Linked DNA regions of Homo sapiens: region 2 is linked to region 1. A link is a loop called in an ENCODE intact Hi-C map of the cell type or tissue named here. Cell type or tissue: endothelial cell of umbilical vein. All regions are shown on one strand. Each heading gives the region's core, and the rest is flanking DNA. Links, peaks and the distances in the headings are about the cores only.

The links. Hi-C counts contacts between places; a loop is a spot of excess contacts. Peaks named below come from ENCODE experiments on the same cell type or tissue, not always from the same donor. Only the 100,000 strongest peaks of a DNase experiment are listed, where the experiment ranks them.
Region 2: a loop joins it to region 1, with 3 times the contacts of the local background. A loop is called at or near these places in 2 of 110 quality-filtered maps.

What each region holds. Positions count from the first base shown.
Region 1 is chrX:96,368,555-96,377,467 of GRCh38, forward strand. All of the region lies in intron 1 of LOC105373294 (a long non-coding RNA gene), which reads right to left. Among named protein-coding and RNA genes, the nearest start is that of DIAPH2, 310 kb to the right of the region's middle. In endothelial cell of umbilical vein, for the core only: a CTCF peak has its summit at 4,401 (motif pointing right); no DNase peak of the experiment used is centred there.
Region 2 is chrX:96,426,948-96,435,860 of GRCh38, forward strand. It overlaps LOC107985714 (a long non-coding RNA gene), which reads right to left. Exons shown (of 3, transcript XR_001755917.2): 3 at 1,324-3,146. Among named protein-coding and RNA genes, the nearest start is that of DIAPH2, 250 kb to the right of the region's middle. In endothelial cell of umbilical vein, for the core only: no CTCF peak of the experiment used is centred there; a DNase peak (open chromatin) is centred at 4,144; H3K27ac peaks cover 3,017 bases.

The sequences.
Region 1 (8,913 bases), core at 2,030-7,029:
GATGTATTTGTGTTTTAGGCTAGGTTTTATTACAAAAGAGTAAAAAAGTTGGCCAAGGGTGGTGGCTTATGCCTGTAATCCCAGCCCTTTGGGAGGCCAAGGCAGGCGAATCACCTGAGGTCAGGAGTTCAAGACCAGCCTGACCAATATGGAGAAACCCCATCTCTACTAAAAATACAAAAATTGGCCAGGCGTGGTGGCGGGTGCCTGTAATCCCAGCTACTTGGGAGGCTGAGACAGGAGAATCGCTTGAACCCAGGAGGTGGAGCTTGTGGTGAGCCGAGATGGTGCCATTGCACTCTAGCCTGGGCAAAAAGAGTGAAACTCCGTCTAAAAGAAAAAAAAAAGAGAGAGAGAGTAAAAAAGTTTACAAATATTTAAAGGTTATAAAGTAAAATAGCTGCAGTAAGCTGAGGTTAATTTATTATTGAAGAAAGAAAAATTTTTTGGAAATTTAGTGTATAGCCTAAGCATTTATAAAGTCTACGGTAGTGTACTGTAATGTCCTAAAGTCTACGGTAGTGTACAGTAATGTCCTAAAGTCTACGGTAGTGTACGGTAATGTCCTAAAGTCTACGGTAGTGTACGGTAATGTCCTGATGTCATCACATTCACTCACCACTCACTCACTGACTCACTCAGAGCAACTTCCAGTCCTGCAAGCTCCATTCTTGGTAAGTACCCTATACAGATGTACCATTTTTTATCTTTTACACAATATTTTTACTATACTTTTTCTATGTTTATATATACAAATCCTATTATCTTACAATTGTCTTCATTGTTCAGTATAGTAACATGCTGTACAGGTTTGCAGCCTAGGAGCAATAAACTACACCTATATCTAGGTATAGATATACACACTATACAACTATGCACACTAGGCTATATCTAGCCTAAGTGTGTAGTAGACTATACCATCTAAGTTTGTGTAAGTACACTGTTTGCACCACAACAAAATCACCTAACAATGCACTTCTCAGGGCATACATAACTCCATCATTAAATGACACATGGTCAAAAGCAAGAAAATAAATTTCTCTGAAAAAACTTGTTCTTATAACCAAATTGATTTAGTTGTATATTTTATACCTCTTCCTCTTCTGTCACCCTCTCCTTCCTCATTGTCATGCTATCTCTTCTCCACATCCCCACTTCTACCTCACTTAACAAGATATAAAACATCCCTGACCAATATGCTCTTTGGCATCACTGCCTGATTTATTATATCTTTTCTCCTTCTTCACTAACCCAACTGATTGAAGCCCCCTCTATTTAACAGTAGATAGCTCTATTTGATTGCAGTCCTCTCCATTAATGAGAAGGCATAGCATTCCCTAAATTATTTCTACCTTAATGAAAAAAAGGCTGAAGCATTTTGGCCCTAACTTTGAAAGTGAAAAGAGCTTCTGGAGTCTGGAATCAATGCCTTTCCGAGTGCCTCTTCCTTCCTTTTTGTCCTTCCTTTTCCTCACTCATACATTCAACAATTTTTTCATTGTTAAATATGCCAGGGGACTATTCAAGGCACCAGGACTACAACAATGAACATGACAGACAAAAATTCCTGCCTTCATGGAACTTACATTCTAGTTGGGGATACAAGCAATAACCAAGTTTAGAAAAAATAAAATATTTTATATTTTACATAGTAATGCATGCTAAAAAGAAAAAATAAAGCAGGGAAGGAGATATGAAGTGTGTGTGTGTGTGTGTGTGTGTGTCTGTTTGTGTGGGGGAGGGCGGGGGGGGCAGGTTGAAATTTCAAATAGGATGGTATACAAGGCCTCAATGTAAAGGTGACATGTGAAGAAACATCTGATGGAGGTGAGGAGAAAGTCAAGCAATTATTTTGGGAAGAGATTTCCAGAAAGAGGCAAGATCTAGTTAGGATACTTTTCTAAAGATAATTCCTTGCTCCACGGAAATTTGAGGGTTGTGACTGAGATAAACAGAAGTATTTATCCAGCAAGTAGTAAGATACTCCCCATCACCTGCAGTAACCTAGGCCTGTCCCAACTCCTCCCAGAGAAATCATAACTCCTTAAAGTCTGCATTAAAGGGAGTTGTCCTTGCCCCCAAAGACACTCATAGAGATAAGTACCAAGACCCTCTCTCTGTCATTCCATATTAGATCATTGTTTTCAGGTAGCATTTTTCAGCATGCAATTTACGCTATCACCTATAGGCTATGTGCTGTAGATAACTGTTAATTAGACAAAGACCCTAATCTTCCACTTGTCCAAAGATGGAGTAAGTATCCAGGCCAACAGGCTTGTTTTCTCTGAAAAGTACTAATTAAGTTGGGCCAGAAAGCTTCTCAACATACGAGAGAACCCAGTGACCCCTCAAACACAACTTGACAAAATGTTCAGGGCGTGATTGTAGCTTAGTCATTAACACAAACTAATAATAGCACATATACTTACATGTACTTTTTGTTAAAACTGTTGTCAACACACTGAAAAGTGTGTATATAAGAAAAATATCAGGTATCAATTGCAGATGAGCCTTGGGGTTAAAAATATGTGTCTAGAGAAGAGTAAAGAAATCAGTGGTTTATAAGTTTCCCTCACTCCCCCATTATTCTTAAAAAAGCTTTGTGATAGAAGAGATTTAGCCAATTTGAGGATTTTTTCCCTGAAAAAAATGCCACTTCTAGTTTTTCTTCTGCCAATTAAATTATTAAATTATTATCTTCTGCCAATAAATATGTGGGTATAATAATCTGTAACAAAATTTTTTAAATCGTTGATTGGTTTCCCAGCAACCACAGAACTTCCATCTCTAATTATCTCTTGGTAATCAAATGTGAAATCACTAGATTAAATGAAGAGGAGAACACATATTTAACTCCAGGGTAAATATAGCAACATACAATCAAATCCCACATAATTAATCTAAGAGTAGAAAATGAAATCATATACCTTGTCCAAGATCACATAAGAGATTCTGACAAAGCAGAATATACCTAGAAGAGTGAACATGAGGTTCCAGTTAACTGAGCCAACCATACATTGATAGTCTTTATCCTTACAGTATGACTTTATGTTTTATGTTTCCAGGTAGAGAGACAACAATCTTAACCGAGAAACACTTCTCTAATGAGGAGTACTGCACAGGTATAAACTGTATTGCTTCAAACCTATGTCATGGCTCAAAAAAGGTACCATACTGTATGCTCAAAGGCACTGAAATAAAATGAAAACACAAATATATTCCAAGTCACGTAGTTGCAGAGGGATGAAATGAAACCACTGCTGCACTAGTATGTGGATTAATGTTGTCTTTTGCTGTCAATTCCAGCAAACACTACATCAAATTTGTAGCTAGGGCTGATTCATGTTATAATGTTCACTCTCAGATCTTTGTCTCCAGAAAGCCTACTCCACAGTTTATGAAGCTGGATAGACAAGAGTTATGCATAACCTCAGAAAAGCTAAGGGGCATCACATTCACTGGTATGGATCAGTGGTCAAATAGTTAATTATTTTGCTCACAGCAAAGAAGGAAGATTTTTCCATTTGAAGATTTTTTTACCCTATATACAACAGATTTGGGGAATGTACTGTATACTGTGCATCAGTTGGTTTAAAAAAATTACTGCAATCAACCTCCTAAAAACAGACATTGCAAAGGCTTATTACATTATTTTTAATACTTCTAAAATTCTATAAGAGAACAGATACAGTTCAGTTAAAAACAAACTCAAAATCCTAGGAGTATGAATCATTAAACATGCATACATAATGCCCAGACATCCCCTGAAAACATTGGGATTAAAGAAAAGAGGCTATGGTTTCTATAGAGAAATGCAAAAATCAAAAACACTTTTATCTGAAGTACAGGCTACCAGAAGCATAGGCTTAAGGGATCCTAAAGCAGCATAAATCAGCCAGGCAGACTGAAACCAACTGACCTACCTGTCAGGACCAAAGCAGAAGGCACTGCCGAGATCTATGGGGGAAAGGGGGAAGTGCATGGGGCCAACAGCATGCCACAGTAAATGCACTGTCGTCCTGCTGCACTGCAATTGCAGAATGGAGCTCAGGAAGACGGAGAAAGATGTTTGCTGCTCATCCACTTAAATATTAAGAAGTAGCCAAATAGTTCTCATCTTAGCCCTATGCTTGGCTACCAAGGAATGCCGTGGTGTATATCAATACCCATGGGTTACATCTCCGAAAATAACCCCAGTTGCTTCTCACAGAGGCTGAATAGACCTTTTAGAAACTTTGGGCCCAGCTATAAACCTTAAAAAAGGTAAAAATTTAAACTATATATATTTCCTACAAAGGGTTTATGTTTCGTTTGGTGGTGGTTCCTGTTGTTTCTAGCAGTAATAACTCGGCTGCAGTAATCCTGCAGCCAAGAAATTTTGCAACCTTCCCACTAGGAGGAGCTACAGGAACACAAGGATCAAGATTTGAAATGCTAGGGCTCTGGTTGTCAGGCTATAGTTTATGAGAAAACTATTTTCCAATTTACTTCAAGTAAGCGCTGGTCAGAACTATTTTAGAGCCCCACAAATGCAATCCAACTAATTTCAACCAATACCGTTTAAGCACCTACTGTGAGCAAGGCTCATTGCTAGATGTAATGAGGGACATGAAGATAAGTGACCCACAATACCTGCTCTCAAGTAGCTCATAAATTAGTGGTGGGGAGAGGGGGAAGGAAGGACAGGTGGCTACAACATATTCAGAACTACCTGTATTACAGCATGGAGTGTGATAAACTGCACAATGACGAATCTGAAAATAAAGCGACATTGTATTGATAAGGAGGATAAATCATACTTGGGTTGGGGGAAAAGTAGGAATTAGGAAATAGTCTCATGGACACCCTCAGCACTGTGAGTGATGGGAAGCATGCAAGTGCTTATTATATAATCTCAGAAATAGAAACCATTCAAGAGTTTAGGACCTTCTTTTGCTAGGTGGTTTCCGAATGCCCAAAAATAAAACAGATGGTCTCTGCCAATGATAGAAAGTTTCCATATGGCAGGTGCTTGGCTCCAGTGGATGCCTTGAGAGGAGGCCCATTGCCCCACACATTGTGTCCTCCACAATGAAATAGAGAAAACCATGACTTATATGACTATGATGTTTAATTGTATGTGTCATCTTGGAAGGTGTTTCTGAATCAAGTTAACATTTAAATCAGTGAACTGTGCATAAAGCAGACTGATCCTTGTAATGTGGGTGGGCCTCTTCCAATCCGTTGAAGGCCTCAATAGAACAAAAAGACTGGCCTGCCCAAACAAGAATGAATTATCCAGCACACTGCTTTCAGATTTTATGTGCACCATCAGCTTTCCTGGGTCTCTAGGCTGCCAGCCTTCCTACTGGAACTGGAATATCAGCTCTCCTAGGTCTCAATCCAGCTGGCCCACACTCTAAATTTTAGGCTTGCCATCCTCCATAATCATGTGAGTTAATTCTTTTCCTAATAGGATGTGTATGCATATAGAAAAAAATTTTTCTATATGCATACATATCCTAAGGAAAAGAATCTTATTGTCTCTGTTTCTCTGGAGAATCTTGACTAATACAAAGACTTTCTGGCATGCAGCTCATATTTGTGTATAAGAGTATTATATGATAATAAAGTATAGTAACTACAGTCTCTCATCATATGTGGTTCTTACTATGAAACCAGCTAAACAGAAATATTTCTCTGTTGATCTTAGTCCCCCAAGAGTGGAAGAGTATATCTTGGACCACAAGTCAGCCACATTGCCCCTCTGTCCCTCTTCCTGCCCAAACATTCATCTCCCCTTTATATATGGGCAAAGGACTACCCTTGCAGAGGGTTAATGTCAAAGATCTCATCTGTCCTTCTTGCAATTTTCCAAGAAATGTGGCTACCATATAACATATAGGTCCTCTTTTCAATAATGAAAATGCTTCTTTATGAAAAAAGCCTGCATTTTCTCTTGCATTGTCCTGGATATGCAAAATAAATAGATGCAATAAGTCAATTCACTAAATTTAGGCATTTTGTGACATATTCATTTTGTGGGCATGTGAAAGAATGTGTATATTTCATGCAGAGAAGAACAAGACATGAAGAAGCAGTAGGAATGGCGATTGTGGATGTGGCTCTAGAGTCGCATAGCCATGAGGACCATTGCCTTCTTTAAAAGTTATCTCTGGCTTCTTCTTCCTATTTTTCTAACCATTTTGTCAAGGTAGAATTGACATATAAAAAGCTGTACATATTTAATGTCTACATCTCAATGAATTTGGGGACAAATATATACCCATGGAACTATCACCACCATCAAGACCATAAAAATATTCATTATCTCCAAGTTTCCTCCCTGCTCCTTTATTATTATTGTGCTGTGGAGTTTTTCATTTGTTTGGGGAGGTTTTCTTCTGGTAAGATCACTAAGATCTATCCTCTTAGCAAATTTTAAATATACAATATAGTACTGTCAGCTACAGGCACTATGCCGTATAGTAGATCTCCAGAATTTATTTATCTTGCATAACTGAAACCTTTAACCATCCACTGGAGAATAAGGTCCTGCTCCTTCCCTCAGGTGCCTTCTCTGTGCTGTACCATGTTTCTCAAAGTGTGAAATATAGGTAGATACCTCAGACCACAAAAGCTCCAAGGTTCCAGGGCTCAAACTCAGATCTACTGAATCTGAATCTTGAAGCATGGGCCCCAAGAATCTACATTTTTTAACATACCACTCACATACATTTAATGCACCCTGCACCCTAAAGGTTGTTCATCACTACCCTAGCCCACAGGCAGACTTACCATGAAACTAATGAAGCTTTAGGTCCCCCAACTTGCCCAGGTCCCTTCTAAGAATCTTCACTAATTTTTTATTGGTAAATGTTTATTTTTTTTATTTTTATTTTTTTTGAGACGGAGTCTCGCTCCGTCGCCCAGCCTGGGGTACAGTGGCCCGATCTCGGCTCACTGCAAGCTCCGCCTCCCGGGTTCACACCATTCTCCTGCCTCACCCTCCCGAGTAGCTGGGACTACAGGCCCCTGCTACCATGCCTGGATAATTTTTTGTATTTTTGGTAGAGGCGGGGTTTCACCGTGTTAGCCAGGATGGTCTCGCTCTCCTGACCTCATGATCCACCTGCCTCAGCCTCCCAAAGTGCTGGGATTACAGGCGTGAGCCACCGCGCCTGGCCAATGTTTATTCTTTTTTTAAAGATCCCTTCTCTAAAGTGTTTAAGTATTAGGTACCACAATACCTGGATGCACCCCTGCTTTGGGCCATATTTGCAAAGCAAGTCAAACTCAAATTAGTTAAATTATTAGATGATAAAAAACCTTATTATGCCCCTCTCCTTGGGGCATTTGCATTTTAGCAAACATCTTTTGAGAAACTGAAATCTACAAGATTCAAAGGTATAATAAATTCCCCAACAGAGGAAATTCTGGTACTATGCCCAGCATTGGAAAGAGTAGAGGCCCTTACTAGCACACCTCAAATCAAACTGGGGTTGCAGCAGACCTTTTGCCTTCTTTAGAGGCTGGAAATAGACCCTCAAATCCAGAACCTATTCAAGGCAGTTCATTAATATGAAGCTATTTGTGCCTGCTACCCCTTCTTCCATCCTGCAAAATACTAAGGAAGCAATGTGGAGACAGGCTTAATGAAATTATATTCTCAACTGGTAAGTCTGCCTGCAGCCAACTATGACTTTCTTAGAAAAGAAAAGTAGAAGCCATCTCTAGCAGTATAAATTAGCTGGATGAGAGGGTGACCTGTGTTCTGAACAGATGTCTCAGCTTACCAAGGCTGACATTAACTCAGACAACTGAAACATACCACCTCACAAGTTAAACTCTTAATTAAGAGGAATTTTGTCCTTGAAAGGTTAACAGAGGGAAGAGAAGAAGGCTGTGACATTTGTAAACTCTCATCGGGAAAAGGACCTCCAGACCTATTGGTGTGAGTGATGTAAACAGGACCGTTAGACAGTGCATTTATGTAAACATAAGATTTTCTTTGTACTGAAAAAAATGCTATTACTGAGAGAGAACTGAATACAAAAGGAAAATTTGGGGATTGAAAATAACATTTGTGGTACTTCAAGGAAATGATTTAATTTGACTTTAAAAAGAGAATTGTATGGAAACTCACTGCTATTACTTAGGTTTTGTTTGAAATTAGATTTGGGTTTCTATTTGCACTGACAGCATACCATGGTGACCAGGGTGACAAAAAGGTGTCCTTTCCACTCTGGCCACCATCTTAGCACCCTAATATCTAAGATTTGCTAAAATGGCTCAAATCCAACCATCTCCATTTTAATATGATTATTGATGCATCTTAATCACTTCGCAGACCTTAACAAATTAAGTTACATTATTTTTGCTTTGTGTGTTACAAAACACATCCACTTTTCCATATTCAAAAATAATATGACTGCACAGTTAACAGAACTTTTGTTTTAAATTTTATTTCTATTACGGCAGCATTCTCCATTCAAACTGTGTTCCATGGATCAAGTGTCTGGCATGATATTGTTATTTTCTTTTTCTTTAGAGACAGGGTCTTGCTCTGTTACCCAGGCTGGAGTGCAAAGAAGTGGTCATAGCTCACTGCAGCCTCCAACTCATGGGCTTAAGCGATCTTCCCAAATTAGCCTCCTGAGTAGTTGGGACTACAGGCATGCGCCACCATGCCTGACCTTTTTTTTTGGCGGGGGAGGGGAGAGAAAGGGTCTCACTATGTCGCCCAGGCTTGTCTGGGACTCCTGGCCTTAAGCAACCCTCCTGCCTCGGCCTCCCAAAGCCTTGGGATTACAGACGTGATGGCTCACGCCTGGCCTGGCAAGATATTATTAATAGAAAACCACTCTACCACATATTTACAAACATTCAAAGAGTCAATGATCAAATAAATTTGGAAAAGAGAGCATAATCTAT
Region 2 (8,913 bases), core at 2,047-7,046, 58 kb after region 1:
GTCTATATATCTGTTTTGGTACCAGTACCATGCTGTTTAGGTTACTGTAGCCTTGTAGCATAGTTTGAAGTCAGGTAGCATGATGCCTCCAGCTTTGTTCCTTTGGCTTAGGATCGTCTTGGCTATACTGGCTCTTTTTTGGTTCCATACAAAATTTAAAGTAGTTTTTTCCAATTCTGTGAAGAAAGGCAATGGTACCTTGATGGGGATGGCATTGAATCCATAAATTACTTTGGGCAGTATGGTCATTTTCACGATATTGATTCTTCCCATTCATGAGCATGGAATGTTTTTCCATTTGTTTGGGTGCTCTTATTTCCTTGAGCCGCGTTTTGTACCACTGATTTCCGTTCTTTTGCATTTGCTGAGGAGTGTTTTATTTCCAATTACGTGGTCGATTTTAGAATATGTGCTATGTAGTGCTGAGAAGAATGTATATTCTGTTGATTTGAAGTGGAGAGTTGCATAGATGTCTATTAGGTACACTTGGTCCAGAGCTGAGTTCAAGTCCTGAATATACTTGTTAATTTTCTGTCTCATTAATCTGTCTAATATTGACAGTGGGGTGTGAAAGTCTCCCACTTTTATTGTGTAGGAGTCTCTTCGTAGGTCTCTAAGAACTTGCTTTATGAACCTGGGTATATATTTAGGAAAAATATTTAGGATAGTTAGCTCTTCTTGTTTCCCATTAGTTGATGCAGTTTCTTCATTGACCATAGTCGATGGTCTTTACATTTTGGGTTGTTTTTGCAGTGGCTGGTACCGGTTTTTCCTTTCCATATTTAATGCTTCCTTCAGGAATTCTTGTAAGGCAGGCCTGGTGGTGACAAAATCCCTCAGCATTTGCTTGTCTGTAAAGGATTTTATTTCTCCTTCACTTATGAAGCTTAGTTTGGCTGGATATGAAATTTGGGTTGAAAATTCTTTTCTTTAAGAATGTTGAATATTGACCATCACTCTCTTCTGGCTTGTAGGGTTTCTGCAGAGAGATCAGCTGTTAGTCTGATGGGCTTCCCTTTGTGGGTAACCCGACCTTTCTCTCTGGCTGCCCTTAACAGTTTTTCCTTCATTTCAACCTTGGTGAATCTGACAATTATGTGCCTTGGGGTTGCTCTTCTAAGGAGTATCTTTGTGGTGTTCTCTGTATTTCCTGAATTTGAATGTTGGCCTCTCTTGCTAGGTTCGGGAAGTTCTCCTGGATTACATCCTGAAGTGTGTTTTCCAACTTGGTTCCTTTCTCCCCATCACTTTCAGGTACACCAATCAAACGTAGGTTTGGTCTTTTCATATAGTCCCATATTTCTTGGAGGCTTGGTTCGTTCCTTTTTATTCTTTTTTCTCTAATCTTGTCTTCATGCTTTATTTCATTAAGTTGATCTTCAATCTCTGATATCCTTTGTTCTGCTTGATTGATTCGGCTATTGATACTTGCGTATGCTTCACGAAGTTCTCGTGCTGTGTTTTTCAGTTCCATCAGGTCATTTATGTTCTTTTCTAAACTAGTTATTCTAGTTAGCAATTCCTCTAACCTTTTATCAAGGTTCTTAGCTTCCTTGCATTGGGTTATAACATGCTCCTTTAGCTTGGAGAAGTTTGTTATTTCCCACCTTCTGAAGCCTACTTCTGTCAATTCATCAAACTTATTCTCCATCCAGTTTTGTTCCCTTGCTGGCCAGGTGTTGTGATCCTCTGGAGGAGAAGAGGCATTCTGGTTTTTGGAATTTTCAGCCTTTTTGTGCTGGTTTTTCCTCATCTCCATGGATTTATCTACCTTTGGTCTTTGCTGTTGGTGACCTTTGGATGGAGTTTTTGCATGGTCATCCTTTTTGTTAATGTTGATGCTATTGCTTTCTTTTTGTTAGTTTTCCTTCTGTCAGGCCCCTCTTCTGTAGGTCTGCTGGAGTTTGCTGGGGTTCCACTCCAGACCCTGTTTGCCTGGGTATCACCAGTGGAGGCTGCAGAACAGCAAAGATTGCTGTCTGTTCCTTCCTCTGGAAGCTTCGTCCCAGAGGGGCACCTGCCAGATGCCAGCCAGTGCTTTCCTGTATGACGTGTCTGTCCACCCCTGCTGGGAGGTGTCTCCTTTTCGGGAGGCACGGGGTTCAGGGACCCACTTGAGGAGGCAGTCTGACCCTTAGCAGAGCTCTAGCACTGTGCTGGGAGATCCACTGCTCTCTTCAGAGCCAGCAGGCAGGAACGCTTAAGGGCGCCCACAGCTCCCCATTCCCCCAGGTGCTCCGTCCCAGAGAGATGGGACTTTTAGCTATAAGCCCCTGACTGGGGCTGCTGCCTTTCTTTCAGAGATGTCCTGCCCAGAGAGGAGGAATCTAGAGAGGCAGTCTGGCTATAGCGGCTTTGCTGAGCTGCGGTGGGTCCGAACTTCCAGGCGGCTTTGTTTACACTGTGTGAGGAAAACCGACTACTCAAGCCTCAGTAATGGCGGGCGCCCCTTCCCCCACCAAGCTCGGGCACCCCTCCCCCCACCAAGCTCGAGCATCTCAGGTTGACTTCAGACTGTGAAGTCTGACTGTGCTGGCAGCAAGAATTTCAAGCCAGTGGATCTTAGCTTGCTGGGCTCTTTGGGGGTGGGATCTGCTGAGCAAGACCACTTGGCTCCCTGGCTTCAGCCCCCCTTCCAGGGGAGTGAACGGTTCTGTCTCACTGGCGTTCCAGGTGCCACTAGGACAAGAAAAAAGCTCCTCCAGTTAGCTCAGTGTCTGCCCAAATGGCCGCCCAGTTTTGTGCTTGAAACCCAGGGCCTTGGTGGTGTAGGCACCTGAGGGAATCTCCTGGTCTGCGGATTGCGAAGACCATGGGAAAAGCACAGTGTCTGAGCTGGATAGCACCATCCCTCACAGCATGGTCCCTCATGGCTTCCCTTGGCTAGGAAAGGAAGTTCCCCGACCCCTTGCGCTTCCCAGGTGAGGCGACACTCCACCCTGCTTCTGCTCACCCTCTGGGGGCTGCACCCACTATCTAACCAGTCTCAGTGAGATGAACCGGGTACCTTAGTTGGAAATGCACAAATCACTGACCTTTTGCGTTGGTCTCGTTGGAAGCTGCAGACTGGAGCTGCTCCTATTCAGCCATCTTGCCCAGGAATAATCAACACTTCCCTTTTCTTTAAATAGAAGTTGTTTGGGAGACTGATAATAAATAGAGATGCATTGTATAATTACATCTAATATACAATATGTGACTTTTCATCACAACTTCTTATTAATCCCCTAATAGGGTCCCCAAAAAGCATCTTGAATGACTCTAATGAAACAATATTATGCTAGTCAGAACTAGATTTTAAATCAGAATTAATACTTTATTTTATTTGCTGACTGTATTAATGGGAAAATGACAAGAATAGTTAGTATATTTCTAGAGGAAATCAAGCTGAGATAGAACATTTTATTATTACAGAATTTTATTCTAGAGCAAACACATTTGAGATTAAAACTTAAATTATACATCACACTTTTGTAAATGTAAAACAGAAGATAGAGACAGAAAAGCTAGTTCATTTCAGATTCATATGCCGAAATGGAGATTTTATGTTTAATATTGCTGAGGTTTTGTGATTAAGCCTTAAACGTACAGGGGTGGCTATTTTAAGGCTCTACAGAATGTTAACTTCTGCACTTGATGTTAGCCAAAAGGCCAAGAAGTGATCAGAATGTCAACTTCTGTACATTCCCTTGGTAAAATTTCACTGCAGATAAAATGAGAAAAGCAGTTAAAAACAAAACCATGCAAGCAAACAAAGAGAAAATCTAGGAAACATAAAAAAGAACCCGGTGAAAAGTTACTTTTTTTTGATGCATTGTTGTCTTCATGCGTTTGACAATGAAAGATACTACTAATAGAACCTAATGTTCCCTTCTGGCACCCTAGACTCAAATTCCATGTGCAAGACTAGTGTTTGCTCTTATTGCCAGCTATGGCAGTATTCTCCCTAGGGGGCCCTGTCCTCTGGCCCTTCATGGGCACCAGAATCAGGAAAAGAACTCATTGTGCTAACAATAGCAAGATAAAGGAAGACTGGTAAATACATGAGCTGCTGGATATGTGGCCTGGCTTTGTTGTTTTCAGTATGTCACATCCACAGTTTTGTTTTCAATGGAAACGTGTTAACACTGAGTTGAAAGTTAGGGACCTGGGTTTTAAGTCATGGCTCTGACACTAACTGGCTCTATAATCTTAGGCAAGCTGTTTTACCTCTCAGGGTTTTAGACTAGAATAGTCACTAGGTGACCTCTATGAGCACCATTCAGAGACTTGAAGTCAAAGTCAAAAGCAAAGGCAATTGTTTGAACAATGTTATCTTAGATCAAATCACCCCAGCTGATCCCAGATATGTGAGAGGCACTGTAGAAAAGTACTTATTAATGTGCTTCTGGAACCAGACTTCCTCTTATTACCTTTGTGACCAGGGTCAAATTTCTTTTCTGTACCCTCATTTCCTTTTCTATAAAATGGGAATAATAACAGTACCTATCCCACAGGGTTATTATAAGGATTAACTGAAATTATCTATGTACAACCCTAAGAGCATCATCTGTTTATTCCTAATACATGCAGGAAGAGTTAATGAATTAATGAAGCTAGGTACTTTCCAGTAGCAGATGGGTTCAAGAACACAAATAGAATAATAAGGCTTTTAAACAAAGAAGACACTTCCTCCTAAAGTGACACTATTTTACTCCACACTCACACCCCCAGTTATTTTCCAGCAAGATGAATCACTAACTCTATCTAACACCAGAATCACCCGAATGGCTTGTTACAACAAAGGTTGCTGGTCTCAGTCCTACTGATTTAGTAGGTCTGGGATGGGGTAGAAAATTTGCATTTCCAACAAGTTTCCAAGTGTTGTTGATATTGGTGGCCCAGGAATCATACTTTGAGAACTACTGCGCTAAATAAAATCTCCCTGATTTCTCATAGTCAGAGAACTATCAGGACCTGCATAAATTGGGTGCCCGAGGACGACACCATCTCTTATTCCTTGACTCAACAGTACAGCTTGCTAGCCTGTGTATGACTACCAACATACCTGACCACACTTCGAGAACCACCGATCTAGTAAATCGCACTATTTGTTCCCTTCCTCACTATGTTCCAGCCACAATGGCTTTTTTCTGTTCTTAAAACCAGCTAAAGACTCTACCTCACAGTTCCTATAATTTCTAAAATTTACACTTGGAAATCTGCTCTCTTAGATCTTCACATGGCTGGCTCACCTCCTCTTTCAACAATCACCTCTTCTTTATAAGTATGTATATTTATGAAGAAAAACAAGAAGAGGTATTACATTTTATTACCACAGAAATTCATTATGGCGAAAACATATTTGAGATTAGAAACTTTAATTATAAATCACACTTTTTATAAAAAGAACCCCCCATTCCAGCTTATCACCTTGTTTTAGTTCCCTCATATCAATTATCTGATCTGTAAATATATAATTTTTTTCATAAATGTATTTGCTTGCTTGTTTTCTTCCCCCATAGAATGTAAGCTCCACAAGGTTGGAAGTTCTTTTTTAAGTAACTCTAATCCAAACACCTAAAAGACCACTAGGAATATAGTAAGCATTCAATAAATATTTATCAAATGAATGAATAATCCAGAAAGGAGCCATTTGCATCAGACTTCATATCACTGCTCCATGGAGAGTGAAAGTCTCTCTAGTTTTCATGCCTACCAAACTAGTAGAGATCCAGCTTTCCTTCCAGAAGTAATATAATTTTAGTCCTCTTTAATCCTAGTTGTGTGAAGACTCTAAAAGGAAACTAAAGAATGTTCCATAAATGCAGTGTTGCTTTGTACTAATTATCTAAATATAAGTAAACCAACTTCTCAGAGTGACCTAAAACAAAAAATATGCAGGGTTATGCCACTTGCACTGTTGCTTGTTAAGCCAAGAACAAAATGTTACAGAGTGGAATGAGTTCCATCCACTGAAGAAAACAAAGCCGGTTCACTATGTCTTCTTCAATAGTGATGCTGCTGACAGATTTTGTTGTTAACAGGTATTCAGTCTATACCCATTCATGAAAGGGAAGAGTTAATTCCTCTGGGTGAGCAGGAGGAACAGGTCTCATGGTCAACCTTACATTCCAGTTTCCTCTTAGAGATGCACAAAACACATGGGAACAGAATGAAGGTTTTGAGAAGTCCTATATCAAAAAGGCTTTGAATTTGGTTAAGCCATGTTTCCCAATTTTGACCCATCCATGTGAGCAAAATACTGTAGGAAAAGCAAGTTCATGGTCCACAGCATTGACTTGTATGCTTGTTTTGTTTAGTGACAAACTCTTAGTGGGACAGCTAACTAGTGCACAAGTTCAGTAAGACTGTACAAGAATGTGAACCTTCAGTGAAGGAACAATGGGTCATTCATTTTACAAGGTACTTACCATTATCCAGATTTCTAGAACAATATTCTAGCTCTTTAGCCACCACCCCCGCCCCCAACCAAACTGCCTAGAAACCTAATGTGTTTGAATTTCTTCATACCTAGTTTGCAGCTCTTCAATCAAAGTCATTGGAGACAAGGAGTGGTTTTTAAAATTTCCAATGATTTAGCACAGTTTTAGAGGGACATGCATGGAGCCATGAAGAAGGAAGGCAGCCAAATCAATAGTGTCACATCTGAGGTCAATGGGTGACAGATGTCACTGTCAGACACACAAACTGATCATTTGCCTGCTCTTTAGTTTTCCCAGAGAGGGACTTCTAATGAACCCACACGGACTTCAAGGAGTTTTCTCTTTGGAAAGGATCATGGTTTTTCCATAAGAATGCCAAAAGAATTAATCTTTTGTCACTTGTGTTTATTTCTCAAGAGGCTTTTAGTCATTGCTGCTCCACAGCTCTAAGTGACAATAGTGCACAGGATACATTTACTTTTTTTTTTTTAAGGGGAAGCCAGCCTTCAAAACAGTAACATCCTGGACATTTTCCAGAAAGAGAGATTACAAAACTCACACCTGTGGCACTAACAGACATCAGTGTCTCTCTAGTGGTTGCCTGCCAACTTAACTCACCAAATAAACAGGAAGGGAATCTCTCAAGCCTTTATACATGTAGCCAGGACATTGGCTTTTAAATGATGAGACAAGAAATACTAAATAATACCTTTTATTAGCGGAACATAGCTAAAGTCTCAGAAAATTGTAAAGATTATTTTGAGTGTTGTTGGCACCTGAGGCTTGAATTCTGGGAGTTTTGCAAATTCTGCTTGAAGCTAAAGAGACTCTTATTTCAGGTCAGCCAGTGTGGTTATATTGACACATCTAAGGTTTTGTCTGTTCAGTCACATACTCAACAGGTTAAATTGATGGCTCGGTCATTCATTCAAATGTCTGAGGGGACTAAGTCCTGCTGTGCTATGGCAGCTTTAAATATTGATTCAGATACTTAACTCTTCCAAACTATTGTTTTCCATTAATGAATTTGTGTTATTTCCATACATAATAAACGTTACATATCTGATTATGAACAACAGCATCTCTATAAATCACAAAGTTCCCTCGTTTATGGAAAGAAAGGTTGCTAGGATGCTAGTTCCAATAACCAGAATAGCGTGCACATTTAAATATAATTAAGATAGAAAAGTTCAGAGATATGGGGGTGGACATTAGGTCTCATTCCCATTGTTCAACAAAGGATTATTGGCAACTGTCATGCACAAGGAAGGCTGCTGCTGTGCTATGGTAAGTTCCCGCAATTAAGGAGTTGTGAGGGAAAATAACCAGAGGAAAGATAATGATGAGGGGAAATAAGATACAAAAACTATTATAAATGGGACGAGTAAGACTTGAAACTTGTTGCATTTAAACTGGGCCTCAAAATACGTGTAGGAGTTCTGCCTCAAAACATAGGTAAAAATAAGAGGTTGGATGGTCCTGGTAGAGAGTATTATAAAAGCAATGGCAGTGGAAAAGGACAGATAGGAGCACCTGTGTGGGGGTGAGGAGGGGATGGGATGAGGGGTATATTAAATGTGTGTGTGTTTAGCTGAAACATAAGTACTAGCAAGGGAGTTGTTAGGGACAGGTGAAACTCAAATGATGAACTGCAGCCAAATCATGGAGGGCTTTGAATGCTAGATTAAAGAGAGAGTTGGCAGACAATGGGGAGACACCAAAGGCTTTTGAGGAGGAGAGTGATATTCGTTTAATGAATTAGAAGATGTATCTGGTAGTGATGTGGAGGGTGATGGGAGTTTAATGAAGACTAAGGCAGGAAGACTACTACCTGGTTGTCGTTGCAGAGAAAATATCATGGAAAAAAAATTGAAATGTAATCCCACAGCAATTAAAGTAGAACCTGAACTCCTAACATGCAAATGTCACTATCACCTCTTCCTATTTAGTATCCTCTATGTAGATGACTTATGAAGACCTAAATCAAAAACATAATGCTTTGCCAGGTTATTCTTTAGAATACAAAAGAGATCAATCAAATTCATAAAAAGCACAATTTTATTGTATATGTTTTACTGCTTGGATCGTCAATAACAGAGGGCATATAAAAAAACAAAATCAAGCATCTTTACTAGACTATGTAAAAGACACATGTGGTATCTTCCAAACATAAAAAAAAAAAATTTCAGACTTCAAAGCTAGCATTCTTCTATGACTCAGGTCATGAATAAAAACAGAAAAATAGTCCTAAGTACTGCTGTCCCACTTTATTTGATGGAGGCATTTTAGCTAAACTCTAAAGCTTGCTCTTGAATTAAAAAAAAATGAAATGAAAAAGAAAAAAGAGAGGCAGGAAATGTATTTCCATTGTTGTTCAGCAAAGCAGCTACACAATGCTGAAGGAAAAAAAAAGAATGACTTTAATATAAAAGTCTTGGATTCCGGCAAGCTTTGGATTATTCATACTGTTTGGCTCTGAGGGTCACAG